Linked DNA regions of Homo sapiens: region 1 is linked to region 2. The links are chromatin loops, found by intact Hi-C in ENCODE. Cell type or tissue: GM12878. All regions are shown on one strand. Each heading gives the region's core, and the rest is flanking DNA. Links, peaks and the distances in the headings are about the cores only. Region 1 overlaps LOC124901426 (a long non-coding RNA gene). Region 2 has its middle 44 kb from the start of TAB2-AS1.

Region 1 (8,337 bases), core at 167-8,166, 64 kb after region 2:
TAATCCATTCATGAGGGCAGAGCTCTCATGACCTAATCACCTCTTAAAAGTCCCACCTCTCAGCTTGGTTGCATTGGGGATTAAGTTTCCAACACATGCACTTTGGGGGACACATTTAAACCACAGCAGATGGAGATGTGCATGTGGGAGGATCATGAGGAAGCACTCTTGGAAAGAGCATCTGTGAGGAAATAAATAAAGCAGGGTTGGGAAAGGCAGAAGTGAAGCTGCAATACAGCTACAACAGAGGTCTCAGCTGATCTCATGGTTTCTGGAGCTGGGCTGGCCCTTCGGAGTTAGCTCAAATTAAGGCAAGGGGAGTGGTCCTTATACTCTGCATTATCTACCAGTCATTGGATGTGGGCTGCTCCTGTGTCTTCAGCGGGGGGCATAACCTTGGGCAAAGCAGCTTCTTTCTACTCAGAACTTTTCCCGTGGAGGTTCAATTGTGAGCTGTTTGTAGCCAATGCTCCTGACAGCTAGAAGCAAATGCCTCATTCAGGGGGATCTGAGCAGTGCACCACAGTAGCCACTGGAGTCCACACCTCCCACCACTTGGGGCCACTTGCTTCATATAGTAAGTTTATCCCAACTGGGATAAGCTCCTCCAGGGTTCCTGGATAACTCTGCCAAAGATAGGTTATTAGGATAAACTATAGCCCCTGCTACTGCACCTGGTCCTGAGGCTTCAACTTATACACATTGTCTTTCCTATGACCCATTCTTGATTCCCTTCACCCTTGGCTAGCACCTGTCTTGGTCGAGGTGTCTTGTCTGGTGTGAGCAGACTTCATTCCTGAGAGGTCTGAGCCCCTGGCCACAATGCCCTGCTTAGGCTGTGGCTGCTGCATTTGCCCATTTACCATTAAAATTAGGCCTGGAAGTATAAACAGATGCTTCATTATATCACTTGGGTGCCCAATATATTCCTTCCTGCCCTATTGTATCACTTCAGTCACACCTGTGATGATCTGGGTCACTTTACCCAGATGATTTACAGCATCAAGGATGATGACCTTTTCCTTGTCTGCTGGTCTCTTGGCACAAGGCTCTTGAAGTAACTGGGTGGCAGCTACAGTTTAAGGTTTACTGAGACCCTTACTTTGTTCCCTGGTGGAAGCGTTGCCCTCTGGGGATCAGGATCTCTAGACCATAGAGCCAACTGTTGCAGGGATGGGCAATTTCAAGTCCCCATGCTGGAGTTGTGATAAACAGGGCTGCTCCTACTTCCACCCCTTGGTTCCTCCTGGACCTGGGTTATAGACTATATCAGGGGACACAGCTCAGTAATGTTTATTGATTTAGGATGTGTACAGCATTCTGGAGAAGAGTGCTCCATATTTGCAGAGTGTCACTTCTAAGCTAGTGCCTCAGCTGCACCTTCAAAAAGCTGTTCAATTTTTATCAGGCACAAATGTTCTAGGCGGGACTGTATGTGATAGAACCAGTGGATCCCGTGGTTAAGTGCCCACTGCTATACTTCCTTTGTTGCGTAGTAAGACCCTTGTCCAAGACGATGTTAAGCAAGATCCCATATCAATGGTCCAACACTCAGTAAGGCCTGTGATCATGGTGATGGCTGAGGCTTGGCAGGCAGGAGAGCAAACTTGTACTTGAAATACATATTTGCTCTCAGTCAATATGAACGACTGCTCATTCCTGGGTAGAAATGGTCCACTGAAGTCAAGTTATCACCAAGTAGCTGATCTCCTTGAGGGACGGTGCCAAACTGGGGTCTCAATGTTGGCTTTGTTCCTGTAAAGTTGGTTGCAGCAATAGCAGCACTATTGGGCCCAAATATAGCCTGCATTCCTGCCCCCATGGCCTCTGTCCATGAGCCCATTGTGCCAACACTTGGCATAGCTGGTGACAGAAGCTGGCTGTTGTCAACGGGTCAAATCATCCCATCTCCTTGGTTGTTTAGTGAGTCTTCTATGATGAATGTTCTGTGATGGACATTAACATGGGAAACAAAGTCCCTCCCACGTGGTTTCTGCTCCCCTATGTCCATCTGCAGCCTCTTCTCCAGACCCCCTTGCCTCTGACCTTCCAAACTTTCTTTTGACAGATCCAACCCACCAGTCACATGGTTTATCACTGTCCATGAAACCACCTATCATCTTGACTCAAGCTACTCTCTTACCACATCGTGGATGACTAAGTGTGCTGCCTAAAACTCTGCTCACTGGGAGATCCCTCCCCACTGCTGCTTTCAGTGCCATTTGTGAGAGGGGCTGTGACACAGAAGCCACCTGTCTTTAGCTTGTACTCACACACCAAGACAACCATCCATTGGTGAGCCCTGCTTAGCCTTTTTAAAAATTCCTTTAGCTTCTCAAAAGCGATCTCCCTCCCCCATGCAGCTGAATTGGTGAGCTCAGGGAGAGTGCATGTGTGGTACTGTTAGATGTCATGTGGGGTTGGGCCACCTCTTCATGCAGCTTCATTGAGTGCTCTGATCCAAATGTACCACTTCTGTCTTATGATGCATTGCTGTTGGGCATGCCACTGAGCTTCTCAGTGAGGCTTGCTCCCTTCTAACCAGCTCTGTCCTTGCTGCTCAGGTGAACAGGCTTTTTGGCTGCATGTGGAAGATCCATTCTGGCGTGCCCACCTCTACAAGCCTCTTCTCCCCTTCACTGTTTGCTGCAGCAGCTCTAGCATTTCTCCTACAATTTATTGCAAATATATTTTCCAAGAGGTTGAGAGCCTCCTAGCAGCATATCAGCATCATCTTCTGGGATCCTTGCAGGAGTGTTGAATTCTGAATTACAAGATGATGCTCCCATATCAATGAGCCCTCCCCCGCTTATCTGAGTTGATCTTGTCTTCCTTGACGCATCACCTTGGGATCCAGCCCCATGCATGTCCCCCAAACCCCAGCTCTAGCTAGCACTAGTCGGCTAGGTCTTGTGGCTTTTTTGAAGCATAGAGACCCTGTCCTGGCTTAATAAGCTCAGCACTTCCCATGCTGGCTCATGTGACTTGATCCTGTGTATTGGTGTGATGTCCAGGACAGATAGGGTAGATCCTGAGAGGCTCTCGTGCTCTCTTTAAGTTAGAGGATCCTGTAATGTCTTCAAGCAAGAGGTCAATGTCAGTCTTAGTAGAAGGCAGTAGACTACTTCTGCAATCCCAGAGCACCAAAAGGCTCTGGATTTTTAAAGTTCTTGAGCACATCAAGACAAATCTTCACATTGCAAGTCTTAGGGTCCCCCACGCACTCTCAATTTTTTGTAAATAGAATCATATGATTTTTGGCAATTCTGTATGCTCCTTTTTCCACTCAAAAATATTTCCAGGATATCTTTCTATGTCAACATACATTTACGTTAGGTTAAACTATATGAAAAGACGGATATTCAAATGTTTTGAACCTGCAAAAATGGCACTAGAGTTTAACCTAATGGAACTTGTTCTTCCTGCAGAATTCCCATTTCGGTAAATAGCTGTTCCATCTTTCTGGTTGCTTAGGCCAGAAACCTTGGAGTCATTTTTTTCCTCCTTATTTTTTTCTCAGACCTCTAAACCAATGTGTCAGCAAATTCCATCTACTCTACCTTCAAAATGTATCCAGATCTTACTCAAACTGTTTCACCTTCATGGCTACCATTCTGAATCATCATTTCTCACCTGGGTTATTCTAATAGCCTCCTAACTGGTAACCTTTCTACTGCCTTTATCTTCCTTCTAGCCATACTTTAAAACAATTTTTTAAAATATTTTGTAGAGACGGGGTCTCTCCATGATGACCAGGCTGGTCTCAAACTCCTAGCCTCAAGTGATTCTCCAACCTTGGCCTCCTAAAGTGCTGGTATTGCAGGCATGAGGCACCGTGCCCAACCCCTTATACCCAATCTTAACAAAGGAGCCAGAGGGATCCTGTAAAACATAAATAAGATCATGGCTCTTGTCTGCTCAAAATTGTCCAAAGATCTCCCATGTCACTTAGAATAAAAACTAAAGTCTATGACAAGCCCTGTGTAACTTGGCATCTCTGATCTTGTTGATCCTCTAGTTTACTTCTCTGCTGCTCACTTACTTCTCTTATTCAACCAGTCTCCTTTCTGTTCCTTGGGCACATCCGGCTTGCTCCTGCCTCAGCACCCTTGCATCTGCTCTTCCATAAGCCTAGAAGGCAGCTTACCCTAATATCCATGTGGCTCTCCCTTTTCTCCTTCACATTTTTACTCAAATGTCATCTTCCCTCATCTCCCTATTTTAAATGGCATCCTTCTTTGGCCTCCCTAATCCTCTTGCCTGCTTTATTTGTATCCATAGTGCTTCTTGACATCTAACATATATTTTCCTTACTTATTTTGTTTACTGTCTCTCTCCACTAGACTGTAAGGTCAAGGAGAGCAGAACATTTTGCCGGCTTTGTTTACCTCTGAAGAAACTAGAATAGTGCCTGACATACAGTTACCATTCAAAAAAAAAATGTTGAATGAACGAATGGATGAATGGATCATTCTTAATGACTTCATCATCTGTATAGATCTTAATTTACCCAGTTCACTCACTGGTGGACATTTGTTTCGATTCGTTTCCATCATGAAAAAAGCATCCTCAAATATCCTTGTGAAAACATTTTTGGGGACAATCTTCTAATTCTAATGGAACTGATGTTTCCCAAAAGAGAAAATGGAGTTTAATAACTGTAACAACACTAATAAACAGAATTTCATTGTTTTGACTTTATCTTAGGGCTACAAAGCTTGCAAAATACACATGAGAAAATAGATGTCAACTGAAGAACCACAAATACATTTCCTTCTCAAAACGTCGAGGTGAGGTTTGTGTGAACGCATGCCGAAGTACATGAAGGAAGTTGAGAGAAAAGTTCTTATCTTTCTCCTGTGTACAATCCATCCTCCCTCTTTGTTATTTACTGTCCTGGCAACAGCCGAGAAACTCTAATTTCACTTTGACTCCTCTTTAATCCCCATCACCACAATCCATCATAAGGTGTCATCTTCATGTGTGAATGCTGGTGCTTATCATCTCTTACATTTTTTTCTTCTCTATATTTCCCTTCCCAGTCCCTGCCTGCCCTATTTAGCTCTTGTCTTAGCTGAATCCCTGCAAAGCTAAAAGCTAAAAGAAAAGCTGAAAGAATCATTTCCCCAAACTATTTCCCCAAATTCCGTACCCAAAGGGATTCTAATCTGGAAACCTTCTTGCAGAATGAACCCATGTCATCCGGGGTCTGGAGCACATTGGGGCAGTCTCTGAAAAATGCTTAAATTAAATTAGGACTGGGTGCAGTGACTCATTCCTGTAATCCCAGCTACTCAGAGGTCTTGAGCCCAGGAGGTCGAGGCTGCAGTAAGCTATGATCACACCACCGCACTCCAGTCTGGGCAAGAGAATGAGATCCTGTCTCTGAAAAATAAAAATGTTGCCTCAACTGCATAAGTGATTTTGTTTATGAAAACATGTGAGACATTTGTGGGGGACCCCAGGAAATATTTGGATGGAATTTAGAGGTGCCCAAGGTCTTGCACGAGCAGGTAGGGGTAATAAGTCATTACATTTTGGATTATTGCTGTTACTGTAACAGCATCTGCATATCCTCAGTGAGGTCTGCATTGGACAGAGACAAATGCAGTGACATTTTAGAAATCTTAAGCTAGCAACCAGCACTGAAATGTTTTTTATTTGTCAATCCCTGCATGTCAGAAACAATTGGAAACTCCTTAACCTATAGTTTCAAGATGTTTGTAAATTCTTTTTTCTTTATTTTAGATACTTTATAGTCTAAGAATAATTTTTATCTCCAGCTCATCCTCTAGCCAAGTGTCTAATGCCTTTGTGAATTTATAATTCAAAATTAATTCCCCCCCGAGTTAGCCTTGTATAAACAAATGATTATAGAAATGATAAAACAAATGTCAAAGTAAAATATTAAAGGGTACAGAATTTCACGAATGAAAAGACATAAAAGTGTTGCAATCTGGGTGGGGCAGGGAATTGGAGAGGAGTGTGGGTATGCAGAAAAACGTTATGAAAGTATTTCAGTAAGTGATTGGATAAGAAGACAGAGTCTAAGTTAAATCAGGGCTCAACTTGTTGGCTTGTGGCTTGGGCAGTATCATCTGGTCAGCAGTGGCCAGTCCAATGTCAAAATCTTTAAGTGGACATGTCCCAGTTCCTGTGGCCAGCCAGAGGTGCTAATGCTGGCCTTCACTGGGCAAGTGTGTAAATCCAGAACAAAAATTCTAATGTAATATTGCTATTGTTATGTAGGGTATGTATTTGTAGGGATTGTATGAATGTAGTAAGTTTTGTCATTACTATACCACTTTAAATATGCTTTATCTGATTTTAAGATATGTGAGATTAAAGTAATTGACTTTATTAATGGAACAGAACAGAGGCCTCAAAAATAACACCACACGTCTACCACCATCTGATCTTTGACAAACCTGACACACACAAACAATGGGGAAAAGATTCCCTATTTAATAAATGGTGTTGGGAAAACTGGCTAGCCACATGCAGAAAACTGAAACTGGACCCCTTCCTTACACCTTATAGAAAAATCAACTCAAGATGGATCAAATACTTAAACATAAGACCTAGAAAACCTAGAAGAAAATCTAGAAGAAAACCTGGGCATAAAATCCTAGAAGAAAACCTGGGCATAAAATCCTAGAAGAAAACCTGGGCAATACCATTCAGGACATAGGTGTGGGCAAAGATTTCATGTCTAAAACACCAAAAGCAATGGCATTAAAAGCCAAAATTGACAAATGGGATCTAATTAAACTAAAGAGCTGCACAGCAAAAGAAACTACCATCAGAGTGAACAGGCAACCTACAGAATGGGAGAAATTTTTTGCAATCCTTCCATCTGACAAAGGGCTAATATCCAGAATCTACAAAGAACTTAAACAAATTTACAAGAAAAAAGCAAACAACCCCATCAAACAATGGGCAAAGGATATGAACAGACAGGCTTCTCAAAAGAAGATATTTATTCAGCCAACAGATATATGAAAAAACGCTCCTCATCGCTGGTCATTAGGGAAATGCAAATCAAAACCACAATGAGATACCATCTCACGCCAGTTAGAATGGTGATCATTAAAAAGTCAGGTGCTGGAGAGATTGTGGAAAAATAGGAATGCTTTTACACTATTGGTGGGAGTGTAAATTAGCTCAACCATTGTGGAAGACAGTGTGGCCTTTCCTCAAGGATCTAGAACTAGAAATACCATTTGACCCAGCAGTCCTATTACTGGGCATATACCCAAAGGATTATAAACCATTCTACAATAAAGACACATGCACATGTATGTTTATTGTGGCACTATTCACAATAGCAAAGACTTGAAACCAACCAAAATGTCCATCAATGACAGACTGGATTAAGAAAATGTGGCACATATACACCATGGAATACTATGCATCCATAAAAAAGGATGAGTTGGTGTCCTTTGCAGGAACATGGATGAAGCTGGAAACCATCATTCTCAGCAAACTATCACAAGATCAGAAAACCAAACACTGCATGTTCTCACTCATAAGTGGGAGTTGAACAATGAGAACACATGGACACAGGAAGGGGAACATCAAACACTGGGGCCTGTAGGGGGTGGGGGGCTAGGGAAGGGATAACATTAGGAGAAATACCTAATGTAGGTGATGGGTTGATGGGTACAGCAAACCACCACGGCACGTGTATACCTATGTAACAAAATTGCATGTTCTGCACATGTAGCCCAGAACTTAAAGTATTAATGATAAAAAAAAAGAGAAAACACATACACACACACACACCTACAAGTTATTGGCTTTATTATATTTTAAAGTTTATTAGAGTTATCATATAGATTGAATGCTAGGAAAGAATGTTCTTATTAAATTTATTAAATCTGCATGATAGGCATTTGAGCAATTCAGATGTGTTAAATACCTAATTGTAGTTCGAAGTGTCTAAGAAAATTTTGTTATTTAAGATAGGACATTTTAGTTTTTTAACTTATGAACTAATTTAAACATTTATCAAGGAGTGTGAAAATAGCTCTTCTGATTTTTGGACAATTGCTATATTTCTAAATAAAAAAGAAAGAAGATTTGCAAACTGAATTTAAATGTTCAGAAAAATGGAGATTCTTAATTTATAGCTTTAATAATTTGAATACTAATGTTAAATCCTGCTACAGTCAATGATTGGGCAAGCAGACAGAATCTTTCTTTCTGGACATACAAACTCTGATTTTTAGGAACTCCAATGATAATTCCCATTGTGATCTCAGAGACACAGAGTAACTTAGTCCACATAGACCGAGCTCCACATTGGGGAAACGTGCCATGGGGGACGGGTTGTGC
Region 2 (8,337 bases), core at 162-8,161:
AGGCATGGAGAAATGAAATGATTTGCCGAAGGTCAATAGTTTGTAAGTGGCAGATGGGTTTTAAGTGGAGACATCAACTCTGGGACCCATTCCTACCTTTCTCTCTGAGAAAGTCTGGGCAAGGGGGCAACCAGAGGTTCATGACCAGGGATTTGCTCCAAGGCAGTGAATTTAGGAGGCACAAAAGACTTAAATAATGACTTTAAAAGTTTAGTACCTAGTTAGCAAAAATAGTTGGTTGAAGCTGTTAGACAGAGCGTTGGTAAGAAACCTCGCTGTGGGCCGCATCAAGAACTACTTTGTTGATTTAAGGGCTTAAGTGATCTTCTGAGAACCTTAATGTCTCCAAATCAAGGTAACTGGCTGTGTGTCGGTATTGGTGGGGCTTTTAGGGTGAGGGCCCCACTGCAGGTAGCTGTGACTAGGTCGGGGCTGCTGTGTACTAGCATGTGACTATGAAGAGAGCAGGAAGTGACATGTGTAGCTCCATAGGGCTGCTCAGGTCACGGTCTGAATTTCCATATGAGGTGGTCTAGTGGCCGGAGAAGGCAGAAGGAGACAGAATTCCAGGAACTGGGGAAAGCCTGGATGAATGAGAGAGGTGAGAGCCCCAGGGAGCTTTCTTTTCTTTTGTTTTTTAAGACAGGCTGGAATGCAGTGGCACGAACTCAGCTCACTGCAGCCTCAACCTCCCAAGCTCAAGCCATCCTCCCTTGTAGCAGGGACTACAGGCAAGTGCCACCACACCTGGCTGAGTGTTTTTCCTTTCTTTTTTTTTTTTTTTTTTTTTTTTTTTTGCAGAGATGGGGCTCTGCCTTGTTACCCAGGCTGGTCTCAAACTCCTGAGCTTAAGTGATTCACCTACCTCAGCCTCCCAAAGTGCTGGGAGAGCTTTATTTTCAAATAAAGGGCAAGACATTTGATTCGGAGGAGAGATAAAAGAGAAGGTGCCCCCAGATCTTGCTGCTAGAGTAATGCTTGAACCCAGCAGAAAACCCTCCTTCTCTGTAGGAAACTGGCAAGTCTATATTTTTAGCACCTAGCAACCTTGTATGACATACTAAGATTGCCCTCCAATGATGCTATCTCCAGGGAGGGCCGTTTAGCTAAGCAGAGCATGGGCCTCCTTGGCTGGAGCACTGACTTTGCCACCACAAGGCCTAAAGTTCCTTTCCAGCTCTTCATAATTTCTGGAAAGCCACCTGATTTCTCAAATCAGGGATAATTTATTATCAATAATCTGAACATTACATATGGTTTGCAGAGCAGCTGCATGTGTATTATTTCATTTGATTTTCATAACAACTCTGAAGAGAAGTGGTGAGCAAAATGAAATTAACACATATGGCTCTCAAATGCTAGGTGTGGCTGGTTTGATACTTTGCTGTGTACCATCTCATACAGTCCTTCAGCCATCCCGGGAGGTAGGCCATTATTATGTGCCTATTTTAAAGATGGAAAAGTAGACTCAGAGAACTTAAATAATCTGTCCAAGACCTGACGACTCACAGCTGGCATGTGATATTGCTTGACCTTGAACCCCATCTTCTGAAATCAGTTTCAGAGCCCCTCTCACTATTGTTCAGCCGTGGGTGCCCACAGAATGCACAAAAAGGAAGTAAACACTGGTGGATGTCAAGGACTTGGGCGGAAATCATCCTACCCAAATTCCAGAGCTACTGGTTCAAATAAAATTTAAAAACAACAACAGTCCCTGAAGAGAAGTAACCTGTGCAGGAAAACCGAGGGGCCTCTCAGTGGGTGCAGATCAGGCCTGGACATGTAGGGGCTCAGTACACCCTTCTTTAGTAATGGAGACCTGTGGCTGGGGACGGTGGCTCACACCTGTAATCCCAGCACTTTGGGAGGCTAAGGCGGGTGGATTGCTTGAGCTCAGGAGTTCGAGACCAGCCTGGGCAACATGGTGAAACCCCATCTCGGCCAAAAATACAAAAATTAGCCAGATGTGGTGGCATGTGCCTGTGGTCCCAGCTACCTGTGAGGCTAATGAGGAAGGAACGCTGGAGCCTGGGAAGTTGAGGCTGCAGTGAGCTGTGATCATGTAACTGCACTCCACCTGGGTGACAGAGCCAGACCCAGTCTCAAAAATAAATATATAAATAAATATATTTTTTAAGAAAAACAGTGAAGGCCTGTGTTCCTGATGGAACAGTGAACCTAACCAAGAAACAGTTGTTAATTTATTCATTCACCCATTCAACTGACATGTATTGAGAGTCACACTGTTCAGATGCAGGACACAAGAAGGCTGATGTCCAGTGACTACTTTGCAGTCAGGCCAGCTGAGGGTTTACAGATGGGCATCCCTTCTGATGGGTTGGAGTCTATGCCAGACCTGTTGTTAAATAATTTGGATACCACCACTAGATATAGTAATAAACAAGTTCCTGCCCTTGGGGCCTTATACTTTCATGAGGGGAGAGAGCTGATTTAAAGTCAGGCAGTGGTAAGAGCCATAATACCAATAGGACAGGGTGATGTGATGAAGGTGCATTAGGCATGGTAATCCTGAAAGGCTTTTCTGAAGAGGTGATATTTAAGCTGGCATCTAACATCAGGAGGGAGCCGGCCTCTGCAAGAAGGGCATCTCATGGAGAGGGAACAGCCACTGCGAGGGTCTGAGGTGGGAATAAGGCTGGTGTGTTTGAGACAGAAGGAAGTTCAGTGTGACTGGAGCACAGAGGGTGCGGGAAAGACAGGGGTACACAGGAGGAGTGGGGAGGGTGTGGCTGATTCACACAGGGCTCTGAAAGTGTTTGAAATTTCCTCTAAGTTTCAAGGAAACCATCGGAGGGTCTTAAACAAGGAGTGACATGATAGGATTTATGTTCCTAGATGATCACGTGGGTTGCAGTGTGGAGAATGGATTCTAAGGGGGCAAGACTGGATGCAGGGAGACTTGCTGGGAAGTTTTATAGTCATCTGGAGACTGTGACATGGACTGTGGAGACAGCCATGGTGATGGAGTGAAGTGGATTGCTTTGGGCTATATATTGGGTATGGAGTTGACAGCTGATTTGGACATATTGGAAAGGGAGAGGAATTGTGTTTGCCTCCGAGTTTTCGGGCCTGAGCAGTGAAGATGGAGAAGAGCAGGAAAGAGCAGGTTTTTCTGTGTCAGATAAGTTAAGTTTGAGATGCCTGTTAGATGAGTAAGTCAATGTGCTTTTATGTGCAAGACTTGTGGTATAAAAAGTAAACTACATAGATAACATGAAGAATCTCAGTCACATGATTGTAAAGGATTTCTTAAGGCTATTGCTGTGTAAGTGTGATAACATGTCAACACTCAGGGAAACTCTAAGGTGGTTATTAATTTTGGAGGCTATGATGTGCGCAGGAGAGTAGTAGAAGAGATACAGGAGAAGCTGGTGAGAGCCAGCTCATGAGAAGCCTCGTAAGGAGATGATGGGGGAACTACTGAAAAGATTTGAATGAAGAATGATGTGACCACATTGAGTGTTTTAAAAATCATTGTGAATGCAATATGCAGGAAAGATTGGAGGGACGTGAGGCTGGAGTCAGAGTGAACAAGGAAGATTTATTGCCATTGGTCCAGGTGATGGATGACAAAAGCTGGAACTCAGCTGATGACCACACAGAGGAAGCAGAGTGAGCAGATGCAAAAGATTTTCAAAAGACAGATGTGACTGTATTCGGGGATCTTTTGGCTGTGAGTGTGACAGTTTTCAGCGTGGGCGCCTGGGTAGATGCTGGGGCAATCAAATGAGATCCAGAGCATAGGTCCATGAGGACAGGGGTGGATCTTATTCTATTCTGTTTTTCTGGTGCCAACCCTTGTGCCCGTTTTCACTCTGAGGAGCTGATTGGCTTTAGCCTTTCCACTAAGTTCTTCCTCATTCAAGAAAGCCTTGTTCAATGAATTAGCCGAGAGCTAAATGGGATACCTGGGGCAACAGCAACATTTAAGAAGGCATTAAAGAGACTTGGTAGGTGTTAGGGGAACCAGAAACCTGGAGAACCAGGAACCAGCAGAATGGAAAGTGAAGAAATGGTCAACAGCCGTACTGAATGCCAAGGGAAGGTCAAATGAGACAGGGATTTACAAGTGTTCTTCAGGTTAAGGCAGCAGCAGTGTTAACCAGAGCAGCTTCAGTGGTGCAGCGAAGGTGGAAGCCAGGCAGTGGTGGGTGGAGGAATGAACAGGACAGGAAGTGGAAAATACTTGGCTGAAAAACTTGTGGGCAGTGTGGACAGAGTTGGGAGTTTTCTCACTCGTTTCTCAGTTTTCTCTGTGAATTAGGAGGAAGCAGATAGTCTACTGAAGCTGAAGGAAGCCATGTGGAAGATTTAAAGTCAGCAGTCAGTTGAAAAAAAGAGTTTTAGAAAACTCAACTTTGAGAAGTAGAAAACTTTGATAGAGACTTGAGTTTGACCTTGAGTTAGCCAAAGTGCAGAGACATGAAGTCTTCTACTTGAGGTCATAGAATATGTCTCTGTCTGAACTCAGAATTAATCCTGGGGGGAAGAGGGTACACTTGAATGCCTCTGCTCTTGATTTTGAGCTTGGTACCTTTGGACTTCGGTTTCATTTAGTATTCCAGGTCAGGTCAGTTTGTTGTTTTCCGTTTATAGGGTTGATTCACTTTAGCACTTCCAGTAAACACAGAATAGCTTGCATTTGGACTTCTATCCACTGCTGACACCAGTAGAGGCTGGGAGGCTGTTAGGCATTCTAAGTGCGGCCCTTCAGAAAGAGACGTTACACTCTTGTTTCTTCTGATAGATGTTGGTAGCTGTCCAGAGAAAAGTTAAAGTTCCCATTGCTTTTTCCAGAAAGAGTAATGGGGAGCCCTTGTGTTCCAGCCAACAATCCCTCTTCTCAATAAAACAAATAGGTTCTAATGCTGGCAGCGTTCGAAGCTGTTGCTGAGAACATAAAGGCTGCTCTGTCTCACTCCGTGGTAAATATACAGCAAACATTTAACTCATTACTAGATAAATCACACTGAGATGACTCAGAAGAAGATGTGTCTGGTACCGGCTTTTAATTTTTTTTTAACCTTGATGAATATATTTCTCCTTTCTTGACTAATTCATTCGCCAATACTTAACTAAATGTATTTAACAACAGCAATTTAAACAAGGCAACTAATGAGAGAGATGAATTGTTTAAGGAAAATATGTGGCAGAGATTCTTCATGCTCACCCAGTGGTCAGGTGTCCCTCTCCCTTTCCAAGCCTTCATGGGCCAGGTGGGTCTTGGACAATTCTGGCCAATGGGAAAATGGACAGGAGTGAGATGAACATTTCTAGGTAGGCCTGGCACTGAAAATCTTCCTGTGGATCCTCTAGCTCTCTTTTCCCTTCTATGATGATCATGGAGACCATGTGCTGTAGTTGGAATATATTTAAGATGGAGGAGGGCCGCCCAATTTGTATCAGGCACTATGTGATCAAGAAGTAAGTCTTTATTGCATTAAGCCATTGAGATTTCTTTTTTTTAGAAAACTGTTACTGACAAAGCCTATCCCAACCCAATTAATACATAAATCAAATGATATCACCTTATCAGGGAAGACAAGGTCCTTTATAAGTCCCCAGAGATAGCAGACGCCAGAAGGAAATAGAAGAGTTATCTATCTCAGAGCTGTCTAGACAAAGGTCTGCTTTGACTTAACAGCAGAGTCTATACATCTGTAGAAATTTCCAGAGGTCTTTGCATTTAGTTGTTATTGTGGACTATAGTATATTTCTTTGAGGCTTTCAACCATCAGCTAGCAGTCAAAAGAATGACCATTTATGGTCATTTACTCATGTGCTGGCATTTCCCAAGGCCACATTCGCCTATGAGTAAACAGTGGTTGTGATCACAATAGCCTCCCACGGTTCCCTATCTCTTTTTGCTGCCCAGTGGTACAGGTCCTGTTATGGGGCATCTCTATAGGATGCCTCCCATGCAATACTGAACAAGTCTGATCATCTACAGCTCTCAAATGTCATGCTCATTTGTTCTCTTCTTTTGTGGCAGGCCCCTCCATGGGGTACTAGGTTTCTGCCAGGTATTCCTTCCTGCTCACCCTGTACATGCCTATTGCTGAGTCTGTCTGAGGCCATCAGGGACCACCTGTAGTTCGGCGTTACTTCCGTTTTTGCTGGGCACAACCGGTAGATAAACTTAGTGAGAACACAGTGCTGTACTCAGACTTACTTCCTCCTACAATGACTAAGTCAAGTCATCTGTCTCTCATTTTCTTCACTTTTAGAATACATTTTATCCAAGAGACTTTTGTCAGGTCCACCTCACCAGTTTTCCAGATACATGCCAGACACGTTGAATCTAGCCCTATTTATGAGGCAAACAGTGAGCCCTGTGACACCTGTAATTATCATTCTCTTAAACATTTTGTTAATGTTGATGTTAGAAGTTTACTAAGCTTCCTAGGAGATTCTTAACCATTTTTCTTCACTCTTTGACTCTCTTTGGCCTAGGCCCTTCCCATTTTGTCTGCATGACTCCAGGAGGGACAGTGCAATTTGGAGATTAGGAAACAGATGACTAGGGACTCTGGGTCCCCTCACTGGGCCACAGTCTGGATAACACCTTCCTGCTATCTACCCACTACAAATAGAGCCCCAGACTTAGTGTCACACTCTGAATCTGGGGTTATGTCTCGAGGACTCCAGTCCTTTTCTGCCCATTTCTACAACATATGACTCATCTAAATCTGCTCCCTGCAACCACAGCTAGCAACAAGCTGGTCTGAGAAGGCTGGCTTTGCATGGGATTGTCTCTGTTGTTTGTCAGTCTATTTAAAACACTCAGTACAATTGTCAGGAAATATGCTTTGACTGCCTGGAAGAAAAGCAGGAGTAGTAAGCAAGTCAGTGCTTTGAAAAACCTACAAATATCTAAGAAGCCCTCTCAATCACCTTTTGTTTATATCCAGATATGCAGAGCCTTATTTGACCTATTTCCTCATCAGCAATGGATGTGTTTTATTGAGGTCCTCCTACGTGCAAGACATTCTATAAAATTCCTTGCATGTATTTTCTCATTTTTCATGAAAACTGTGTTGACTAAATGTTATCTCTGTTTGGCAGAAATGGAGATTGAAGTTCAGAGAATTTAAGTACAAGTAGTAGATGGCAATGCTGAGACTGAAACCCAGGTTTATCTTTTTCTTAAGCCTATGTATTTTTTTAAAAACTATGCTGTGCTGTTGTAGATGAAAGTTTCTAATCACTCCAGCACTACTTATCTACCCTGTGCAGCTATGCCTGGGCTTACTATAAATGTTCAGAGCAGTCTTGAGCCCTTTCAGCTCTGTCTCTTCCATGCCCTCTGCCAATGTGGAGGGGTAGATGAGCCTCCTCCTTCTTACTGGTCTTGGACAGCAGGAGTAGGAGTGAGGATTAAAAATAATAGATCAAATGCACTCACACATCTCCCAAGAACGAACAGTAGGATATGGTTTGGATATTTGTCCTGCCCAAATCTCATGTTGAAATGTAGTCCCCAGTGTTGGAGGTGGGGCCTGGTGTTTGAGCCATGGGGGCTGATGCCTCATGACTTGGTGCTGTCCTCACAATAGTGAGTGAGTTCTTATGAGTTCTGGTTGTTTAAAAGTGTGTGGCACCTCCCCAACCCCTGACTCTTTCTTTTACTCCCACTGTCACCATGTGAGATGCTTGCTCCCCCTTTGCCTTCTGCCATGATTGTAAGCTTCCTGAGGTCTCCCCGGACATCATGCAGATGCTAGCACCATGCTTCCTGTACGGCCTGCAGAACAGTGAGCCAATTAAATCTCTTTTCTTTATAAACTACCCAGCCTCAGGTTTTCGTTTTTTTTTTTTTTATATATAGCAATGCAAGAATGGCCTAACACACAGTAATTCTCAAAAATATCACATTTGGAAAGAGTGGCATATTTCCTAACATGAAACACCCTCTGCATGGATTTCCCCCATCCACAGTGTAACATGTAAAGCAATTACTTAGTCAATGGGTAGTGCCATTACCTTCTTTATTCACATGCCTGCTTCAAAATTCTCCACTCTTTCATCTCTACCTTCCCCCTTCTATGTCCAGGAAATAAGACTTGATATAAAATCACTTGTTCCTTAGCTAGACAAAGACCCAGTCAAATCTTTGAAATTAGTGCTTAAAACATTAAAGAAGTAATAGAGGCGGCCGGGCGCAGTGGCTCACGCCTGTAATCCCAGCACTTTGGGAGGCCGAGGTGGGTGGATCACGAGGTCAGGAGATCGAGACCACGGTGAAACCCCGTCTCTACTAAAAGATACAAAAAATTAGCTGGGCGCCGTGGCGGGCACCTGTAGTCCCAGCTACTC

The links. A loop is a pair of places that touch in the nucleus more often than their neighbours do. Peaks named below come from ENCODE experiments on the same cell type or tissue, not always from the same donor. Only the 100,000 strongest peaks of a DNase experiment are listed, where the experiment ranks them.
Region 1: a loop joins it to region 2, with 2.1 times the contacts of the local background. A loop is called at or near these places in 2 of 110 quality-filtered maps.

What each region holds. Positions count from the first base shown.
Region 1 is chr6:149,145,079-149,153,415 of GRCh38, reverse strand. The region is part of intron 1 of LOC124901426 (a long non-coding RNA gene); the gene reads right to left. Among named protein-coding and RNA genes, the nearest start is that of TAB2-AS1, 110 kb to the left of the region's middle. In GM12878, for the core only: no CTCF peak of the experiment used is centred there; a DNase peak (open chromatin) is centred at 4,923.
Region 2 is chr6:149,208,939-149,217,275 of GRCh38, reverse strand. No RefSeq gene overlaps it. Among named protein-coding and RNA genes, the nearest start is that of TAB2-AS1, 44 kb to the left of the region's middle. RefSeq lists an enhancer at 4,065-4,184. In GM12878, for the core only: no CTCF peak of the experiment used is centred there; a DNase peak (open chromatin) is centred at 4,249; H3K4me3 peaks cover 609 bases; H3K27ac peaks cover 1,926 bases.